Regions from separate parts of the Mus musculus genome. Here region 2 is linked to region 1. A link is a loop called in an ENCODE intact Hi-C map of the cell type or tissue named here. Cell type or tissue: heart. All regions are shown on one strand. Each heading gives the region's core, and the rest is flanking DNA. Links, peaks and the distances in the headings are about the cores only.

Evidence for each region. Peaks named below come from ENCODE experiments on the same cell type or tissue, not always from the same donor. Only the 100,000 strongest peaks of a DNase experiment are listed, where the experiment ranks them.
Region 2: it touches region 1 in a loop (2.6-fold over the local background); 3 of 42 quality-filtered maps call a loop at or near these places.

Annotation. Positions count from the first base shown.
Region 1 is chr4:150,486,964-150,489,779 of GRCm38, forward strand. The region is part of intron 7 of Rere (arginine glutamic acid dipeptide (RE) repeats); the gene reads left to right. Among named protein-coding and RNA genes, the nearest start is that of Gm52709, 21 kb to the left of the region's middle. In heart, for the core only: no CTCF peak of the experiment used is centred there; DNase peaks (open chromatin) are centred at 1,338 and 1,968; H3K4me3 peaks cover 949 bases; H3K27ac peaks cover 1,379 bases.
Region 2 is chr4:150,591,313-150,594,128 of GRCm38, forward strand. All of the region lies in intron 12 of Rere (arginine glutamic acid dipeptide (RE) repeats), which reads left to right. Among named protein-coding and RNA genes, the nearest start is that of Slc45a1, 59 kb to the right of the region's middle. In heart, for the core only: no CTCF peak of the experiment used is centred there; no DNase peak of the experiment used is centred there; H3K27ac peaks cover 293 bases.

The sequences.
Region 1 (2,816 bases), core at 220-2,719:
ATGTGTAGATTCCTCAGCTTAGAACTCATGTTGTCTCACAGGATGAACAGGGCTCTGCACATGGTACCGAGCACCATGTCCTGCTCTAAGAATCTGTAAGAACTCATGTTCTTGGAAAAGATTTTCGTTTTTTGACTCCATTCCATTTCTGAGAAACAGTTGGTCCTGTCCTTTTTTCCAATCTTTTATGTTTTGAGGGAATTTTGTGATGTTTCTTTAAGTTATAACTGAGTGGTGTAAAGATCATTTAGTTTGCAGGCGGGAGTAACCTGCGTACCTGCTATTTCATAATGATAAACAGTGCTTTGTGGGAGGCGAACGCTGGATGGGTAGACAGGCTTGTTCTGCAGGGTTTTACCAGGGCCTCTCTTGGCTGCTCTGTGGGCAGGGTGACTGAGTACTTTGGTCCTCAGTATTGCTGTAGTGAGATGGACTTGTTACATGGCTTTAGAAATCTTTCAAAATGAGTTTTAATAGATTTAGGTTTATAGATAGTGTTGTGCGAGAATGAATCAGGGCACTTGAAATGTTTTGTTTGTTTGTTTGGTTGGTTGGTTGGTTGGTTGGTTAGTTGTTTTTTTGTTTTGTTTTGTTTTTCCAAGTATGCTGAGGTGTTTATAGTGGATGGTCTTTAGGCATTTGGGGGGAGGGGCATATGCATGCACGTTCACTTAACTGAGGGGGGGTTAGTGTCAGCCAACCATTATGGTTCATGCTAGGTTAGTGCTCTGCTGCTGAGGTTATTTCCCCCCCCCCCCCCCATCCTTGATCTGAACCTTGTTGCTGTTTTTATTGTTTCAGTTCATTCTTGGAGACCTGGCTGGGCTCATATTAATTACCTTAGAGGATGCTGTAATTTAATCACTTGGAGATTTGGGGGTTCTTTTTGCATGAAGTATGGCATTCCTTGTGTGCTGTATTAGTGCTGTCTCCATTGTGGCCATACCTATGTGGCTAGCTTGCTTGTTTGGTCTTTTTGTCAAGTGCGTTTTCAAAAAGACATGTGTTTAGTTGCTTCTCCTAAGCACTGCTGCTGTTTCTGCGCTTAATTTCAGGTGCAGTTATTTGTACCTGTTTTCCTCGTTCTTGTTCTTTGTTGAAAACATGGTTATTTAAAAACCTGACTTACTTAAAAAATAGAAAAGACAAAAGAAAACTTGCTGTTGTCTCCTGAGGACGGACGCTTCTGGCTTGGCTTGTGGAGTTCCCTGGTGTTGGCTGTCTGGAATCCCCTTTCTAAGGCCCCACTTCCCTGCACACTAGCTTGGTGTGCTCGGAGAAGCTGCAGAGTCTGTTGGCTGGTCTTTATTTACGGAAACAGCAGGGTTGAGATTGATTGCGTTGTGGAGAGACAGTGTGTGGATGAGGGAGGGTCACAGCACATGCTCAGTCCTGTCAGAGTGAGGGAAGTTTCAGCGTTCTGCGTGAAGGCTTAGGTCATAGCACAAGCTCAGTGAGAGAGAGCTCTGTGAGGTCTCAGCCTGCATGGGCCTCCATTTTGAGTACTTAGAGTAGAAAAGGGCAGAGTTTTAGCAGTAAGTAGAGGTGCAGGGATCCAGCTAGACTCACGAGAGCCCGTGTTAGTCATGGATGATCCATTCAGCCCCTGCAGGTAGGCGATCTTCCCCTGGCCTTTCGAAGACATTGGCTTTGCTGCTCAAGCTCCTTCTGAAGATGTTTATGAATCATCTTGCCATTCATAGTGCATGTGCCTAAAGCCTTTGATTCTGCCAGCTGGCCATGCAGAGGTGGCATTGCGAAGCATAAAATCAGAGCTGTGCATGGGGTCTACCAGGAGATGAATTAAGCAAATGTACAGTGTGAAGCTTTGTGAGTCTCTATCCATGTCTCTACCCCTTTCCTTCACCTCTTCCTCTCTTCCGTGTGATTATAGCCTGGGTTTGCCCAGTGCATTTTGTAGAGCTTGTCTGTCTTAAAGACCTGCAGAGCAGACCTGCAGACTGCCTCATTAGCCATGTGCCTTGTGGTGATCGCTGGGCCACAGGATGGATCTGTTTGGCTGTTTTAGGAAGGGTGGTAGGTGGGCAACTATTGGTTGCTTTGAAGGTGGGTGGAACTTGTTTTGATTGAGAGCCTGTTCGCTAGAGCAAATTATAATTCTTGTGAGGTGACACATGAGGGGGATAGCTGTGGATGACGATTGCAACTGTATCATCTTAGTGTGTTTTCAAAGGGAACTGTCATATCACATCAGCTTCTCTTCTGTTCTTTCTGAAGGAGCAAAGCCTTCTTTTTGGAGTTTGTGGCAATTCTCTTTCCAGCTTGGAGAGGCTATAAACATTGACATCTATGTTAAAATTGAGATTCACATACTTTTCTTTATTCTTGTATGTTAGTTTTTGCTGTGGTGTATGTGTATTTTGTGTGATTTTTTTGCATTGAGTAGGAGGAGAGTGGAAATGGAAAGGGTTTGCTGCCAAAGAAGGCAGAGGTGTGGACAAGGTCACGTTTGGTACCTGTGGCTTGATGTCTGACCATGAAGTAGCCCTCTCTACCCAGGTGAAGCTGTTTTGTTTTGTTTGTTTTTACCTCTTGTTTGCAGAGAGAGCCCAGGTAGGGGCTGTGACTATGGTTTACTAGGGAGCCAATCAGGATTAGCAGATTTTGTGCAGTGGAATTCTTACTCAGACAGGGAATTAGAGAAATTTGGGATTGCCTTGCTGCCTGTCATTTCCTCTCCCCTTTAGGGTTGGGAACAATTTAGACATAAGTCAGGTTTTGTGCAGTTGTAAGGACTATAGAAAACACTACAAGATAGAAGAATGTGATTCATCTTCTAGGGGACAGGAAAGTTC
Region 2 (2,816 bases), core at 19-2,518, 100 kb after region 1:
GTTTGCCGGTGTTAACAATGGAAACACCACTTTGCCTATGCCTGCTTTTGCTGCTGGGAAGGGCTGAGTTTCTCCTATGGACATATGTGTTATTCGGGAGCAGAGTTCATTTTGTGAGTAGAGTAAATTAAGACATAACAGTTTAATGGGTTTCTGTCAAGTTGTGTGCGGGTAGAGGAAGATGGAAGGTGGTGGTTACTGGTGTTGCCAGAGCCTGAGGTCTGTCTAGAAGTTGGTGGAAGGAAGTGTGTTTATCCCAATCTTAAACTTCAGTGAGACATCCTAGTGTTAAAGTGATCTCTGCTGTGGGAGTGAAGGCTTTCTCTCCAGGGCCCCTTTTCCTCTTAAAAGCCACCTGGGACTTGACCTCCTAGGGCAAGCATCTGCATTTACACATATTTTTCTGTAAATTCCTTTGCACAAAGGAGAAGGTAGGGTGTGTTAGAAGATACCCTGAAAAAAGGGTGAACCAGCGGGTCCTGGTTATACTTGCACTCTGGAGGGTAAGGCGGCTGGAAGCGTCCCTGCCTGTCTGGGATGCAGAGTGAGTTCTAGACCAGCCTGAGCTGTAGGCTGTCTCAAAATAAAACATTTTGAATGGACTGGGGTTCGGCTCAGTGGGAACATTTGTTTGAATCCTTTGTAACACACACACATTCCCCACCCCCACCACTCTCAAATTTTTTTTCAGCTAGCTGAAAGATTGGGGAAAATATTCATAGGAAGCAAAACTTTGACTTGACTTTGCATTCCAGTTCATATCCTTCAGAATAGCCAGCTGCATGCGTTTGTGGGATATTTTATGTTCTTTTGCACGTTACTATAAAAGTGGTATCTGCCTGCACTGATCCCTGGCCACACTGGGTGAGTCTTCCTCAGGTCAGTGGGAGCTTTGGTTTATCCTTCCGCAGCAGTTAGGGGACTTGGGAAGCCTGGACTAATACAGACAGATAAGGCCAAGTGGGAGGTGTCAGGAGCCCTGTCTGAGTCTTTCTGCTCCCGCCTAGGCATACACCGCCACACACACACACACACACACACACACACACGCCTCATATACAGTACAGGGTTTGGTACCTCAGTCAGGAGCTTTGTTTCTGAAATGGAGCTTCCCTATGTTGTCTGGTATGGTTTTGAAGTCCTGAGTCAAGCAAACCTCCTGCCTTAGCCTCTTAAGCAACAGGGGCAATAGGTGCATGCCATTGTGCCTGCCTTTCCAGGCTGATTTGTTGTTGTTTGGAGAATATTTGTTTGCTTGTTTTAATGTGTATAGATGTTTTCCCTGTATATATGCCTGTACCCTTTGTGTGTCCAAGAAGGCCAGAAGAGGATGTTGTGCCCTTAGAACTGGAGTGAAAACAGACAGTAATGAGCTGCCATGTAGGCACTGGGAATTGAACCCAGGCAGCTTCATTTTTAATGTTCTACTGAACATAGTGCTGTCATTTTCTATGAAACGGACACTCTGGCTGTGACCCCTGAGCTGGTGTTCCTTATCGCCTGTGTGTGCCGTTTGTTTGCATGGCTCACAGTGCTGTTCGTGAGTGGCTAAAACTCACTGAAGGTATCTCATCAATTTTGCCGTTCTCCAGACAGACGACCCAGTTGATGAAACATTTCACTGCAGCCTTGGAGCAGCTATGTGTTTGCCTGTCCAACCTTAAATGCATGCCTGACTCTTTAGTGCAGAGGTCTCTATTGTAGACAGACTCCGTACCATTGTCAGTAGCCATAATTTTAGGGATATAATTAAAGTTACCAAGTGGAACAGTAGAGATAAAGGCATGTGGTTTGTTGATAGGAAAGTCAAATGTTACATCCTGGGCTAATTATTAGACAATTAATTGTCTTAAGCATGATGGCTGAGACAGGAAAAGGGTTTTGTGTATCTTGTTAGATCTGGTTAGTATGGGTGAGCGCTAAGTAGAAATTAGAGTTTTTGCTTTTTTTTTTTTTTGTGTGTGTGTGTGTGTTCTGCTTGCATATAAGTCTGTACTATATGCATGCAGTGCCCATGGAGGCCAGAAGACAGTATCAGATCTCCTAGATAGAAAATTGTGAGATGCTAAGTGGTGTGTGTGGATGCTGGGACCTGAACTTAGGTTTTCTGGAAGAAAAGCCTGTGCTCTTAAATACTGAGCCATCTCTTTGATCCTTAAAAAGATAATTTAAAAGAATTATTATTCCAGCCTCTGGGGAGACCGGAAGTTGCAGGGTCTGAAGTTAGGGAACTCTGAAGAACCACTCTCTTTAGAAAGGAGATGGTCTAAAGGTACAGCTTAGTGGTAGAGCACATGCTTAGCATGTGAAGGCCCTAAACTCAGCTGCAGCACAAAGAGCAAATGTGTGAAATGGAAGGGAGTCCGGCCCTGTGTTGGAACTCAGGCTGCCCTAAAGCCAGCCTCCTAGCCCTGACCTCTGTCCCCTGCACCAAACCATTCTAACTGTGGTCAAGGAAACCAGGAATAACTCTTGACTTTTCTATTACATTTTGTTGGGTTTTATATCTTACAAAATTGTATATGGGTATTATGCCTTTTTTTTTTAACTTTAAAAAAATATGACATTCTGTAAGACAACGTGTGGTTTTAGGTTGTTTATTTAAGAGATGAGTTAGCATATTCTTCTTACTACCCATTCATTTTGTAACTATTTACTAAATAGCTACAGCATTACATAATTGTAATGCAGTGGTAGTAGGTGTGGCTATGCTCAGTGCTTCAAAAAACCAGGAAGTGCAGGGGAGGAAATGGTAGTTTGTCTTTGGTTTTATGGGGTTTTGGTAGGTTTTTTTTGTTTTGTTTTGTTTTTTGTTT